Regions from separate parts of the Homo sapiens genome. Here region 2 is linked to region 1. A link is an interaction called in ENCODE POLR2A ChIA-PET data of the cell type or tissue named here. Cell type or tissue: OCI-LY7. All regions are shown on one strand. Links, peaks and the distances in the headings refer to the core of each region. The heading gives the core; the rest is flanking DNA.

Evidence for each region. ChIA-PET counts read pairs that join two places held together with the same protein. Peaks named below come from ENCODE experiments on the same cell type or tissue, not always from the same donor. Only the 100,000 strongest peaks of a DNase experiment are listed, where the experiment ranks them.
Region 2: POLR2A ChIA-PET joins it to region 1 with 5 read pairs; 2 of 35 experiments call an interaction of 5 or more read pairs at or near these places.

What each region holds. Positions count from the first base shown.
Region 1 is chr19:41,941,805-41,949,900 of GRCh38, forward strand. No RefSeq gene overlaps it. Among named protein-coding and RNA genes, the nearest start is that of RABAC1, 13 kb to the right of the region's middle. RefSeq lists enhancers at 3,005-3,114, 3,565-3,614. In OCI-LY7, for the core only: CTCF peaks have their summits at 2,736 and 4,771; DNase peaks (open chromatin) are centred at 2,797, 3,467 and 3,777; H3K4me3 peaks cover 2,283 bases; H3K27ac peaks cover 4,000 bases.
Region 2 is chr19:42,230,646-42,237,381 of GRCh38, forward strand. GSK3A (glycogen synthase kinase 3 alpha) reads right to left here. Exons shown (of 11, transcript NM_019884.3): 3 at 6,213-6,296; 4 at 5,961-6,071; 5 at 3,903-4,033; 6 at 3,708-3,814; 7 at 2,641-2,738; 8 at 2,465-2,560; 9 at 1,851-2,037; 10 at 1,412-1,504; 11 at 1-222. The coding sequence ends at 149. Among named protein-coding and RNA genes, the nearest start is that of GSK3A, 8.6 kb to the right of the region's middle. In OCI-LY7, for the core only: no CTCF peak of the experiment used is centred there; no DNase peak of the experiment used is centred there.

The sequences.
Region 1 (8,096 bases), core at 2,153-6,152:
CAAACACCCTTAAACTGGGCAACCCCAAATGTGACAACTGGATCCTCAGACTCAAGTCAAAATGAGGATCTGGGCCTCACCCACCCTAAGGCTCCCCCAAACTAGACATCTGGCTCTCCAGACTCAGTTTCCACTAAACCAAGGAACCTCCGAAATGCCCCAGCAAGTCACCTTAACACTAGTCATGTAGGTCTCTACGTAGCATCACCCCTAAACCTTGCATCCAGACCCAATCATTGGTCACCCTAACCTATGCATGTGGACAACCAACTTTTTTTTTTTTTTTTTTGAGACGGAGTCTCCCTGTCGCCCAGGCTGGAGTGCAGTGGTGCGATCTCAGCTCACTGCAAGCTCCACCTCCTGGGTTCACGCCATTGTCCTGCCTCAGCCTCCTGAGCAGCTGGGACTACAGGTGCCCACCACCACGCCTGGCTATTTATTTATTTATATATTTATTTTTGAGACAGAGTCTTGCTCTGTCACCCAGGCTGGAGTGCAGTGGTGTGATCTCGGCTCACTGCAAGCTCCGCCTCCCGGGTTCATGCCATTCTCCTGCCTCAGCCTCCCGAATAGCTGGGACTACAGGCGCCCACCACCACACCTGGCTAATTTTTTTGTATTTTTAGTAGAGACGGGGTTTCACCGTGTTAGCCAGGATGGTCTCCATCTCCTGACCTCGTGATCCACCCGCCTCGGCCTCCCAAAGTGCTGGGATTACAGGCATGAGCCACCGCACCTGGCCTTTTTTTTTTTTTTTTTTTTTTTTTAAAGACAGGGTCTTGCTCTCTTGCCCAGGCTGGAGCTGGAGTGGCATGATCTCGGCTTACTATAGCCTCGACCTCCCAGGCTCAAGTGATCCTCCTGCCTCAGCCTCCCAAGTAACTGGGACAACAGGTATGAGCCACCACTCCTGGTCGACCAGCAGCTTTAGAAGCCCCCCAACTTGGCACCTGGAATTCCAGCATCACCTGCCCTTACAATACACATCTGAGCTTTCACCCCCACTCATAAGAGTTAGAGACCCCTCTAAGTTACCCCACGAACTCAGCATCTAGCCTCCCAACCTCAGACACCCCCAAAGTTAGGAGGACTCTGTGGCACTGAAGCTCAGATCTCCAAACTACCCCTTTTGTCCCCAAACTTCAGTCACCCTACACTAAGCACCCCATAGGCTGTTACCCCCAGAAGTAGGCAAGTCAAGAACCCCCAAATCAGGTATGTGCAGCTGACCCTCAAGGTCAGTCTTCCTAATCCAAACACCAAGAAGCTCATAATCAGAGAGACCTGAACTTGGGATTTAGAGTACCTGCCTCAAACACCCTCATAGCAGGTTGGATGGTGGCCCCCCAAAAAGGTATGTCCACATCCTAACCCCAGAACCTGCTAATGTGACCTTACAGGAAGAGTCTATTCAGATGCAATTAAATGAAGGATCTTGAGATGGGATTATCCTGAGTTGCTGGGGTGGGCCCTCAATCCATGTTAAGGGACCTGGTAACAGACAAGAAGAGGCCGGACGCGGTGGTTTACACCTGTAATCCCAGCACTTTGGGAGGCCGAGGCAGGAGGATCCCTTGAGCCCAGGAGTTGGAGGCCAGCCTGAGTAGCATACCGAGACCTCACCTCTACAAAAATAAAATTAGCTAGGCATGGTGGTGCACGGCTTAGTCCCAGCTACTCGGGAGGCTGAAGCGGGAGGATCGCTTGAGTTTGGGAGATCAAGGCTGCAGTGAGCTGTGATGATACCACTGCACTCCAGTCTGGGTGACAGTGAGACCTCTTCACAAAAAAAAAAAAAGGTGGGGGGGCCGGGCACAGTGGCTCACACCTGTAATCCCAGCACTTTGGGAGGCCGAGGCATGCGGATCACAAGGTCAGGAGATCGAGACCATCCTGGTTAACAGGGTGAAACCCTGTCTCTACTAAAAATACAAGAAAAAAAAAATTAGCCGGGCGTGGTGGCAGGCGCCTGTAGTCCCAGCTACTTGGAAGGTTGAGGCAGGAGAATGGTGTGAACCCGGGAGGCGGAGCTTGCTGTGAGCTGAGATCGCGCCACTGCACTCCAGCCTGGGCGACAGAGCAAGCAAGACTGTCTAAAAAAAAAAAATCCGATTGAAGCCACTCCTAATTCAGGCATTGAGCCTCCCAGAGGATCTGAGTCTCTGTGTCAGTCACCCCTAACTAGGTATCTGGGTGATTAGCCTCAGACATTCCCACACTAAGGAACAACACCCCGGGCCGGGCACGGTGGCTCACGCCTGTAATCCCGGCACTTTGGGAGGCCAGGTGGGCGGATCACCTGAGGTCAGGAGTTCAAGACCAGCCTGGCCAACATGGTGAAACCCTGTCTCTACTAAAAATACAAAAATTAGTTGGGCATTATGGTGGGCGCCTGTAATCCCAGCTACTCAGGAGGCTGAGGCATGAGAATGGTTTGAACCAGGAGGCGGAGGTTGCAGTGAGCCGAGATCACACCACTGCACTCCACCCTGGGTGACAGAGCAAGACTCTGTCTCAAAAAAAAAAAAAAAAAAGGAACAACACCCCAAACTCCATCACCCCAAACTAGGTACAAATAACCACAAACCCTGGCAACTAGGTCTTGAGACTCAGTGAGCCCCAAATTGTATATAAATGTTAGGAACTCATAACTAGTAGCCCTCAAACCAGACATCTGGTTGCCTTCTCTTAATCTCCCAAAGATGGGCTTCTCATACACGAGAGTGACACCCCCAGGAGGCATCTGATGACACAACCCCAGCTTGGCACTGGATCTGCTGAGGGACATCTGGGCCCCAGCTGTCACCCCAGATTGATGTTCGGGCTCTCAGATGGTCATCCCAACCTCAACATCTGGGCAGCTGGGATTACACACTCCTAAACTAGACATCTGAATGTTTTGCCACAACTACCCACAATCTAAGGCATTTTGGATTTGAGCCCCAAACTTGGGCTCTGAACCACGCCCCCAGCCTCAGAACTCCCTAACTGAACATCATGGTAAGTCACTTCTATTTTGGATTTAGGGTCCCAGCCTTAATTTGTTCCCAGATTAGAATATAGGCCCACAGGCTGGGCGCAGTGGCTCACGCCTGTAATCCTAGCACTTTGGGAGGCCAAGGCAGGTGGAATGCCCAAGCTCAAGAGTTTGAGACCAGCCTGGGCAACACAGTGAAACCCTGTCTCTACTAAAATACAAAAAAATTAGCTGGGCATAGCAGCGTGCGCCTGTAGTCCCAGCTACTTGGGAGGCTGAGGCAGGAGAATTGTTTGAACCCAAGTCCCAGCTACTTGGGAGGCAGAGGTTGCAGTGAGCCAAGATCACGCCACTGCACTCCAGCCTGGGTGACAGAGCGAGACTCCATTTCCACAAAAAAAAAAGAATACAGGCCCACAGTTTCACTCACCCCTAAATTAACCTTCAGGGCCTCAAGGTCAGCAAAACCACAGCAAGTCACTCTCAAAATAGGCATCTGAGCTCCACAGCCACCCACCCACACACTTTGCATATAGCCTCCCAGTCTCAGATGTCCCCAAAACTAGGGCCTGGGGCACCCAGGCTCAGTGACCCCCAGACTAAGCAAGTGAGCTCCAAACTTCAGTCAGCCCTAAGGTAATCAGTAGGACCCCCAAATCAACATGTGGGCTGCCAACCTCGGTCACCGCTAAACCTCAAAACCAGTCACCCTAGACTTGACACCTGAGTCTCCGAACTGACTCACCCCAAACATGACAGGTGAAATGCCACAGGAAGTCACTTCTAATCTAGACAGTAGGCCCCCACTGTCGTCACTAATGTGGGTGTCAGTAGCCCCCATCCCCGGCCTCAGTGACGAAGCCACACAACTGCAGACATCTAGAGCTGGGTGTTGGGTGTCCCAAAACAGGAACAAGGGCTCACACGTGCCCAGAACTGGGCAGGAGGAACTCCAGGCACCCCAAATTCAGGATCTTGAGCCCCAGCATCCATCTTCTCAAAGTGAGAATCTGAGTCCTCAGTGTTAGTCACCCATAAACAATGCATCTTGACTACCACAACCAACCATTTGCCCCCAAACTAGGGTTTTTTTTTTTTGAGATAGGGTCTTGCTCTGTCACCCAGGCTGGAGTGCAATCATGGTGCAATCATGGCTCGCTGCAGCCTCAAACTCCTGGGCTCAAGAGGTCCTCCCTCAGCCTCCTGAATAGCTGGGACTGCAGGCAGTTGCCACTGTGCCCAGCTAATTTTTTTGTTTTTTGTTGTAGAGATGGGGTCTCACTATGTTGCCCAGGCTACTCTTGAACTCCTGCCCTCAAGGGATCCTCCCACCTTGGCGGGACTAGCTGGGACTACAGCCCAGCTAGTTTATTTTTATTTATTTTATTTTATTTTTTTTGGAGATGGAGTCTCGCTCTGTTGCCCAGAGCAAGTGGCGCAATGTTGGTTCACTGCAACCTCCACCTCCCAGGTTCAAGCGAATCTCCTGCCTCAGCCTCCCAAGTAGCTGGGATTATAGGCGCACACCACACCCCAGCTAATTTTTGTATCTTTAGTAGAGATGGGGTTTCACCATGTTGGCCAGGCTGGTCTTAAACTCTTGACCTCAGGCGATCTACCTGCCTCAGCCTCCCAAAGTGCTGGGATTACAAGCGTGAGCCACTGCACCCGGTCCAGACTAGGCTTTAGACCCACAGGATCCTCTTGTGTCCAGTAAAGGGCAGCTGGGTCTCCAGGGCCAGAAATCCCAAGGTTACCTGTGCCCCAGCCACAGCGACCCCTAGGCCAGGCATTAGAGCCTCAGTCTCCATCTTCCCCCAGGGGTCTCTATCACTGCCACCCACAGGTGTGGAGGTGCTTTGAAAACACTGGCCCTCCATGTCATAGACATGAAGCACTCCTCAAGTGGGTCCTGAGTCCTGGGGCCCTGACCTCTTGACACCTCCATTCCAAATACCCAGACTCCTAGCTTCAGTGACCTTCACACAAAGCTCCACACCGCTGGCCACACTCACTCAGAGACCCCACACCTGAGTACAGGAAACCCTTGACTCAGTTGTCCCAGGAACATTCAGGCATCAGCACTCTCAGGCTCAGCCATGTTTAGAAGGGACCAGCACCCTAGACTCTGCGCCCCAGACTAGAGGACTGAAATGACAGCTCCTGCCGCCCCAAGTCAAAACAGGCACCCCTCAGCCTCATCCCTCCAGCTGCACAACTATGCCCCAAGTCTCTGTCCCCCAAACTAGGAAGTCTCTGCCACCCAGAACTGGGAAACTGTATCTCCATCTCTGTTACCCCAAGGCCGGGCCTTGACTTCTGGTCTCATCACCCCAAACTAGACCACTGATCCCAGTCTCTGCCTCCCCCAAATGGACAACTGAACCCCAATCACTGTCAGCTCAAACTGGACAAAAGGACCCCAGTCACTGTCACCCCAAACTAGAAAGCAAGACCAGTAGTCTCTGTCACCCCAAACATGACATGGATGAGTAATGTCTGGCACATCAAGATAGACAACAAGACCTAAACTGTCACCAGAAATTGGCAAGTGGATGAGCCCAGGAGTTCGAGATCAGCCTAGGCAACATAGTGGGACCCTGTCTCTATCAAAACAACACAAAACAAAATAAATTAGCTGGGCATGGTGGCACGTCCCAGGAGGCCTAGGTGGGACTTGAGCCCGGGGAGGTCAAGGCCACAGTGAGCCATGATTGCGCTACCTCACTCCTGCTTGGGCAACAGAGTAAGACCCTGTCTCAAAAATAAAATGAAATAAAATAGGCCGGGTGTGGTGGCTTAAGCCTGTAATCTCAGCACTTTGGGAGGCCGAGGGGGGCAGGTCACTTGAGGTCAGAAGTTTTAGACCAGCCAGATCAACATGGTGAAACCTCATCTCTGCTAAAAGTACAAAATTAGCCGGGCGTTGTGGCAGGTGCCTGTAATTCCAGCTACTTGAGAAGCTGAGGCAGGAGAATCGCTTGAACCCAGGAGGTGGAGGTTGCAGTGACCCAGGATCGCACCACTGCACTCCAGCCTGGGCGATAGAATGAGACTCTGTCTAAAAAAATAAAATAAGGCCAGGCACGGTGGCTCACACCTGTAATCCCAGCACTTTGGGAGGCCAAGGCAGGCGGATCATGAGGTCAGAAGATTGACTCCATCCTGGCCAACATGGTGAAACCCCATCTCTACTAAAAATACAAAAAATTAGCCAGGCATGGTGGCGCATGCCTGTAGTCCCAGCTACTCAGGAAGCTGAGGCAGGAGAATTGCTTGAACCCAGGAGGCAGAGGTTGCAGTGAGCCGAGATCGTGCCACTGCACTCCAGCCTGGTGACAGAACGAGACTCCATCTCAAAAAAATAAATAAATAAAAATTAAATTAAATTAAATTAGCAAGCTAGTCTGTCACCTCACAAATGTACTGGGACAATGATCTCTGTATAACAACCTACACAACCAGACCCCATTTCTGTTACCCAAAATACATGCAGGGGCCCCAGTCCGTTTCCCAAAAGCAGACAACCAGATACCCAGTCTCTGTCACCCATATATACTCTGGGACCCATCTCTGTCCTGTAAAACTAGACAACCTAGCCCTAGTTTCTTTGCCCCAAATACTGCTTGGCACCCCCAGTTTCTGTCACTCAACACTAGACAACCAGACCCCAGTCTCTGTCACCCCAAATATACCCAGGGATCCTAACCTCTGTCCCACAAAACTAGGCAACTGGACCTCCAGAGTCTATGAGGTCACATGTTCCCTGGTCTCTGTTTTCTCCCCACAAAACTATAAAACCAAATGCTCCATCTCTGTTACCCTGAATACATCACCCTGGGACCCAGTCTCTGTCTCACAGCCCTAGACAACCAACCCCCAGACACTGCCACCCCAAACGGGACAATTGTACTTCTAGGCTTCTAGGGTCTGTCACACCACGTTGAGCAACACGTTGCATAAAATGTGACCTCAGACTAGAGACCTGGGCCCACAGTCCCATTCATCTTCATCTGCTCGACCAGACTCCATCCAGTGTGTCTCCTAAACTAGACGGCCAGACCCCTGGTCCCACTCATGCCAAATGAGACAAGCTAACTTCCATTCTATGTCACCCTAAACTAGACCCTGGAACCCCTATCATTTCATCTCACCCTGGACAACTGATCCCTAATATCTGTCATTACAAACTAGGCAGCTAACCTCCTAGCCCCTGTCACCCCAAATTCAACTTCCCAGTCTCTGTGCCCCAGGCTAGGTCCTGGGATCCCAGTCTTTATCCCACAAAATTAGAAACCAGAACCCCCTGATTCTGCCACCCCAATCTAGGCAAAGAAACCCCCACTTCTGTTTCTTTTTTTTTTTTTTTTTTCAAGACAAGAGTCTCATTCTTTCACCCAGGCTGGAGTGCAGTGGTGCGATCATAACTCACTGCAGCCTGGACCTCCTGTGCTCATGTAATCCTCCCACCTCAGTTTCCCCAAGTAGCCGGGACTACAGGCACGCGCCACCAGGCCTGGTTGATTTATTTTTATTTTTTATTGAGACAGGGTCTTGCTGTTTCCCAGGCTAACCCCCACTTCTGTTGTCCCAAACTGGACATCTGGAACCCCGATCTCCAGCATCCCATACTATCCAACCAGATCCCAGTCTGTTACCCCAACTAGGCAACCAGACCTATAATGGCTGCAGCCTCAAACTAGCCAACTGGTCACCCCAGGTCTTCCACCCCAAGCCAAGGCCCTGATCCCCCCAACTGGTCACCCCAGGTCTTCCACCCCAAGCCAAGGCGCTGATCCCCCCAACTGGTCACCCCAGGTCTTCCACCCCAAGCCAAGGCCCTGACCCCCAGGGCTTTGGTCTTTAGCCAAAATTAGTTGGCCAGTCTTGTGGCCTCTGTAACCCCACCCAGATAATTGGACTGGTAGCCTCTGGCACCAAAGTGAGATAACCAGACCTCCAGTATCAGATACCACAGTGGAGTTCACCAGATCCCCAGTTACTGTTGCTCTAAACTGGTCATCAAACCCTCAGTCTGGTACCCCAAACCTTAAATTTCAGTCTCAACCCAGTGTCACCTCAAAAGAGCCAAGACTCTACATCCAATACCCCTAAGGAG
Region 2 (6,736 bases), core at 2,385-6,384, 290 kb after region 1:
AGGGACTGGAGGTGGGGACAGGGACTCATTTACCTCTGCCCTCTAGTCTAGGGGCCCAGCCAGGGCAGGAGCTTGATGGGCTATGGCCCCCCTTCCCAGCCCCTCTTGGGGCTCCCAGATGGAAGTGGAAGGGTGCTTGGTGGGGCCCTCAGGAGGAGTTAGTGAGGGTAGGTGTGGCATCGGTCGACTGCCAGTCTGAGCTGGTCGGAGTCTCAGTTAAAGCTGGAGGGAGGCAGGGAAGGAGCAGAGTTAGCCTTTGCCTTTCAGACACCCCTTCGCCCAACCCAAAAGTAGGAATTCTCTTGTCATAGATGCTACATTAAAAGTTACAAGCTGTTACTTTAGGTGAAGGGTTGCAAACTCAAGTGCTAAAGGGCCACGATAGTAACTGAGTGACACACCAGAGTGCCAGGCTCCATATAAGGCGGTGGCTGGGCTGGGCACAGTGGCTCACGCCTGTAATCCCAGCACTTTGGGAGGCTGAGGTGGGCAGATCACAAGGTCAGCAGTTCGAGACCAGCCTGGCCAACATGGTGAAACTCCATGTCTACTCAAAATACAAAAATAAGCCAGGCATGGTGGTATGAGCGTGTAATCCCAGGTACTTAGGAGGCTGAGGCAGGAGAATCACTTGAACCCAGGAGGCAGAAGTTGGAGTGAGCCGGGATTGTGCCACTGCACTCCAGCCTGGGTGACAGAAAAAGACTCCGTCTAAAAAATATAAAGGGCGCCCACTGTCTACTGTCAGTAGGATGGGCGGGCCCATTGCTGCCCAATCTGATTTTCTTCCCCAAGAGAAACAGGAAATCTGAATTTTTACATAAAATAGCCCCATTTTTAAACGTGGACACCATGGCCAGGCACAGCGGTTCACGCCTGTAATCCCAACACTTTAGGAGGCCAAGCGGGAAAATCACCTGAAGTTCAAGACCAGTCTGGCCAACATGGTGAAACCTCATCTCTAGTAAAAATACAAAAATTAGCCAGGCGTAGTGGTGTGTGTCTGTAATCCCAGCTACTCGGAGGCTGAGGCAGGAGAATTGCCTGAGCCCAGGAGGCGGAGATTGCAGTGAGCCGAGATCGAGCCACTGCACTGCAGCCTGGGTGGCGAGTGAAACTCTATTGCACAAAAAAAAAAAAAACAAACTTGGGCAACGAATTCAACTTTTTGTTTGTGTTCAGGCCAGACGTTATTTCTCTGGCTTTCCCATTGGCATTAAACACATTTAAACATTTGTACGCAAGAATACCCTCTAAAGGTGGTCATTCACATGTTGTAAGATGTGTTTCCTATGCCATCAAAATGTCGATGATTTAAAAATACATTCAGGAAACCCAGTCACTGAGCGAACAGCCCCACCCTCTCCAGGCTGAGAGATACTTTAACCCCCAGCAGATGGTCCCCACTTACCTTGTGAGGACGGGGTGAGGGTGGTAGTGCCCGCTGGGGACCTCAAGTGAGGAGGGATGAGAATGGCGTTGAGAGACGGTTGGATGGAGAGTTCTAGAAACAGGAATTGACATGCTAGTCAGGGTAGACTACAGCAGGGTTATGATGGGCACCAAATGGGAACCCAGCTATTGGGAAGGCCAGTTGTTTGTGGACACCTTCAGCCACAGACCTCTCTCAATGAAAAACCAGAAAAAGCTTAGCACAAGGCAGATCACAGTAAAGCACAACTGAAGCAGGTTCGATTCCCCCTGAATCTGGGAGTCATCTTTCCTGAGCCCCAGGCCTGCCTTGTACCCTGCCCTTAGCTCCCCACTCCTGCTTCAACACCAAGCTCCTCACAATCTTTGGCTGCCCCCCTACCCCGCCCCACTCCCCAGATCCCAGGCTATGCCCTCACCACCAGCACTGAAGTTGAAGAGAGGGGGAAGTGGGCGGTTGTTAGGCAGCTGGGTTCCCAGACATCGCAGTTCATCAAAGAAGCTGTGCGCACAGGCCTCTAGTGGGGAGAGCCTTGAGGATGGGGTGTACTCCAGCAGGCTAGAGCAGAGCGCGATGGCCTCTGGCGGCGTTCGAGATTTGAACACCTGAGGGATGGGTGCAGGGCTCATGAGGGTGAGATGCCCTGGACACTGGCATACTCCTGTTATCTCACTGCCACAGTGCCTGCGGCAAGTTATGACTGGTTGCTTCCCACACCCCCACCTTCCAAATGAAGAAACTAAGGCCCAACCACTAAGGAGAGGTCAGTTTGTATCGGGTAAGCAGGCAGCCCAGGTCTGGGACTATATGAGCCCTGCTGACCCTCCATAAAAATTGGAATCTTGAATTTACTTGTGGGTTCTCAACTTTTAAAATGCCATAAACTTTGAAAGCGGATGGATGTTATTGATCCCTGGATAACTCTTCAAATCCTCCCAAGCCGTGATTCTGAGGCTAGGTCCACAGAACAGTTGACCTCCAAGGGGGACCAGCTCTCAGCCATACTGCCCTGAGCCCCTAGCCCTGCCCCACCTTTGTCCAGGGGTGAGCTTTAATCTGAGGGAACTTGAACTCCGTGTAGTTGGGGTTCATCTCTCGGATTTGTTCCCGGGTTGGTGTTCCCAGCACCTGTAAAGAGAGGGAGGGGTCTGAGACAAGGGCCCCATCCCTCAGCCCCACCCCCTGCCCAGCCCAGCCCCGCCCCTCACCTTGATGATCTCCACCAGCTGGTCCACCCCACTGTCCCCAGGGAAGATGGGCTGGCCCAAGAGGAGCTCTGCCAGTACACAGCCAGCTGACCAAACATCTGAGGGGAAATGGAGGGAGCGTCAGGGCTAGGCGAGTAGGGCCACCAACCTCCCAATGCTTTTATTCCTCATGGCCATCCTAAGAGTGTCAGGAGCCCCGTTTTCTCAAAGACAAAGCACCTGGCCCAAGGTCACATGCAGCTTAGAAACATGGGCCCGACCTTGACCCTGCCTTTGCTGTACTCTCTAGTCTAGGTGTGTTTCCAGCCCTCAGTTCCTCTCTCTGCTAAGGACCCCAATGAGCTCCTTCTCTCCCGCTAGCCTTGGACGACAGACCAAATTAGGCCCAAACCTGCCAACAGGCACCCATGTTCTTTGGGCCACAGGAAGGTACAGCCTTAAATCCTGGACTGCCTTCCTCTTGTTCCAGCCTCTCTCCTGCCCATGAGAAGAGCTGCAGCGTGGCAGTCTCACCCCTCCCTGCTTTGTACCTTGACCCCCACAGCACGAGTTCATACCTAAGGACTCCACAGTTCGTCATGCTGCTGTGGAAGGTGCCCTTTCAAACTCTCATGCCCATTCCCTCAATTCAGACTTCCCCTCATGCCTGGAAAATGGCAGTTGTCCCCACAAACAGGGAAGGACACAGAGGCCCTGGGAGCAAGTTGCACCTTCATGGTGGCAAAGCCTTGCTTCCCGGTTCCCCCAAGGTCTCCAGCAGCCCTTCCCCCTAGCTGAGAACAGAGGGCTGACAGGGAGGTTCCAGAGCTGGTATGGACTCTGGAGTCAGGTCAGCTTTCAAATCCCAGTCCTGCCCAGTCCTAGTGGTGCCAGTGCGGGCAGGCGGCCTCACAGCTCTAAGCTCATCTGTAAAATTAGCATTCAACAGCATCAGCCTCCTAAGTTTGTGAGGACTGGATACAAGAACAGAAGTTAAGCTTTCATCACCAAGCTTGGCATACAGCACACAGAAAACTCCAAAACTTCCCAGATTGCCACTCCCCCCGCCACCCTCCCATAACTCTGACCGATGGATGAGGTGTAATCAGTGGCTCCAAAGATGAGCTCTGGGGCCCGGTAGTAGCGAGAACAGATGTAGGAGACATTGGGCTCCCCTCGGACCAACTGCTTTGCACTGTGGGAAGAGATGGGCAGGGGTACACGTGAGGCAAGGGTTGGGGTCCCCCCTGCCTCTTCAGCCACCCAACATGCCCCAGGCCCACCTGCCAAAATCGCAGAGCTTGAGGACAGCAGTGTCAGGGTCCACCAGCAGGTTCTGGGGCTTGATGTCGCGGTGACACACGCCCTGGGAGTGGATGTAGGCCAAGCTGCGGAAGAGCTGGTACATGTACACCTGCGGCGGGCACAGGATAGCAGAACTTTAGCCCAGCTTTCCCCATACAGCACCACTACCCCACCAGCTTGGCCTGAAGAGCCCTTCCAGGCCCACTCTCCCTGCTGCCCCCACAGCTTTGGGGAAACCCATTTGAAACCTTGGTTCTCTTAATGTGCACCACAATCACTTGAAGGACTTGTTAAAACAGGGACTACTGGCTGGGCGTGGCGGGTCACGCCTGTAATCCCGGTATTTTGGGAGGCCAAGACCAGCCTCGCCAACATGTTGAGATCCCGTCTCTACTAAAAATACAAAAATTAGCCGGGCGTGGTGGTGCACACCTGTAATCCCAGCTACTCGGGAGGCTGAGGCAGAAGAATCACTTGAACTCAGGAGGCGGAGGTTGCAGTGAGCCGAGATCGCACCACTGCACTCCAGCGTGGGTGACAGAGACCCTGTCTCAAAAAAAACAAAAAAAAAGGGACTGCTGGGCCCCACTCTTAGAGTTTCTGATCAGTGAGTTCTGAATGAGGCATTTGCAACAAGCTCTCCAGCACTGATGCTGGTCCCCGGACCACACTCTGAGAACCACTGCTTTAATCACAACCCTTGGCAGAAGCCTGATGAGTAAGGTACATCGGGAGGTTGTCATAAAACAGGCTAGGGAGCCAGGCACTCAGCTTCCCCCTCACCAAAACCACTGGCTCCTTAATCCGACAATCAAAACCACCCCTGAGCCTGCCCCCTCTCCAGCTCCATTTTCCTGCCACTCTCCCTCCCACTGACTAGAACAGAAGTACCGTGAGAGCAGGATTTTGAGTTTCAGTTACTGCTGCATCCCCCAGGGCCTAGACAGACCAGGTCCTGACATGGCTGCTTCCTAGGCCCCCTTCCTTTTATTCCAGTTCCCCTCGGCCAAAGATGCCACTTCCTTGCCCTGTGCTTGGTCTCCTCCAGGAAGCCTTCCTTGATCCTTCTCACCCACAAACCAGGCTGGGTGCTTCCTCCATTTCCAGAATTCCCTGTGCTCCTTCTGGTATGGCAGCAGCTAGTTCATTTAATAGTTTTCTGTGATGACGCCTTTCTACCCTACCAAACTGAGAGCTCTTCAAGGCCAAGGCCTGGGTCGCAGTCAGTGGTGCCTCTGGAATTCCTCAGCCCTGGGACCCGTATGCAGGCAGCCACAGGACAGATTCGCCAAACCAGAGAGCTCCCCTCCTGGGAAGTGAGGTCCAACAGCCACAACCACTGGTAGAGCCCACGTCGGCTCACCCGTGCTTGGTACGTAAAGCCAGCAGGAGCAGCAGCTGGGCCCCAAGTGACCTTCAGCAAACAAACCCACCCACCTCCTTCCAATGCAGTAGGCTGCTCCAGCCTGTTCGCCACATCATCCCTGGGCTGCAATCATTCATTCATTCATTCAAACACCTCCTGAAGGTCTGTAACACCCAGGGCACGATGCCAGGCACTGGGGAATGAGCCTGCACAGATGATGGACGGAGATGCATTCCTGGCTCTGTGGATGCTAACCTTCCTCCAGCCCTAACTCCTTCCCACCTACCCCCAGCCAAGGCTCTAAAGGCCCGAACTCTGGCCTCAGCAGCTGTCTCTGTGCAGTCCTGGTCCCCACCACCCCCTTATCCTGAGCTAACTCCAACATCTCTGGTGCCACTGGACTCCCTGTATGGACCTGAGCAACTACCTGGCAGCTTCTGCAACCCCAGGTGTCAGGCTGCCTTCCTGATTCAGTCAGGCCTTGCCTGCCTTGGCCCTCCCCTGTGTTAGGCGAGCTCCATCTCGGGGGGTTATGGGAACAACAGCAGGGGACATGGGGCCTCCAAAAACCAACATAAACTTGGCGGATGAGGGATCCCATAAAAGGCAGGAGGCTCCAGAGCCCCTGGCTTTGTGGGCCTGGGTCCCAGCAGCCCACCTGCTGGCCTACCTTGACATAGAGGATAGGGATGGTCAACTTGGCCTTGGTGAAGTGGCGGGCCACCCGGTACACTGTCTCGGGCACATATTCCAGCACCAGATTTAGGTAAAGCTCGTCTTTCTGCAGGGAGCAAAGGAGAGGTGTGAGGCACTGTGAGAAGAGTGAGGAGGGGGAAGGAAGGTATGCAGGGAGCAGTGGGGGAAAGGCAGGCAGGCAGGAAAATGGCTGGAGCAACCCACCACCACCACCTCGAGATCTCACCTTCTCGCCACTGGAGTAGAAAAAGTATCTCAGCCTCACAATATTGCAGTGGTCCAGCTTACGCATGATCTGCAGCTCTCGGTTCTTGAGGGCAAAGGGAGAGTCTCAGAATACAACCAACTCTCTCGGCTGCTCCTCCCTACTCACACTCACTCCCAACAACAGCCAGGCAGCTACTCCCTGTGTCCCAGCTCCAAGGTCCCCTGGAGTATCCCCCAATTCCTTGTCTCCAGACTATTCCCCTCCCACAGGAGCTGGAAGCCCACAGGTTAAACCCAGGCCACAGATGTGTTTTCTTCACCCCATTTTTTTTTTTTTTTGAGACAGAGTCTTGCTCTGTTGCCAGGCTGGCATGCAGTGGCTCAATATCGGCTCACTGCAACCTCTGCCTCCCTGGGTCAAGCAATTCTCCTGCCTCAGCCTTCCAAGTAGCTGGGATTACAGGCATGCACCACCACGCCCAGCTAATTTTTGTATTTTTAGTAGAGATGGGGTTTCACCACGTTAGCCAGGATGGTCTCGAT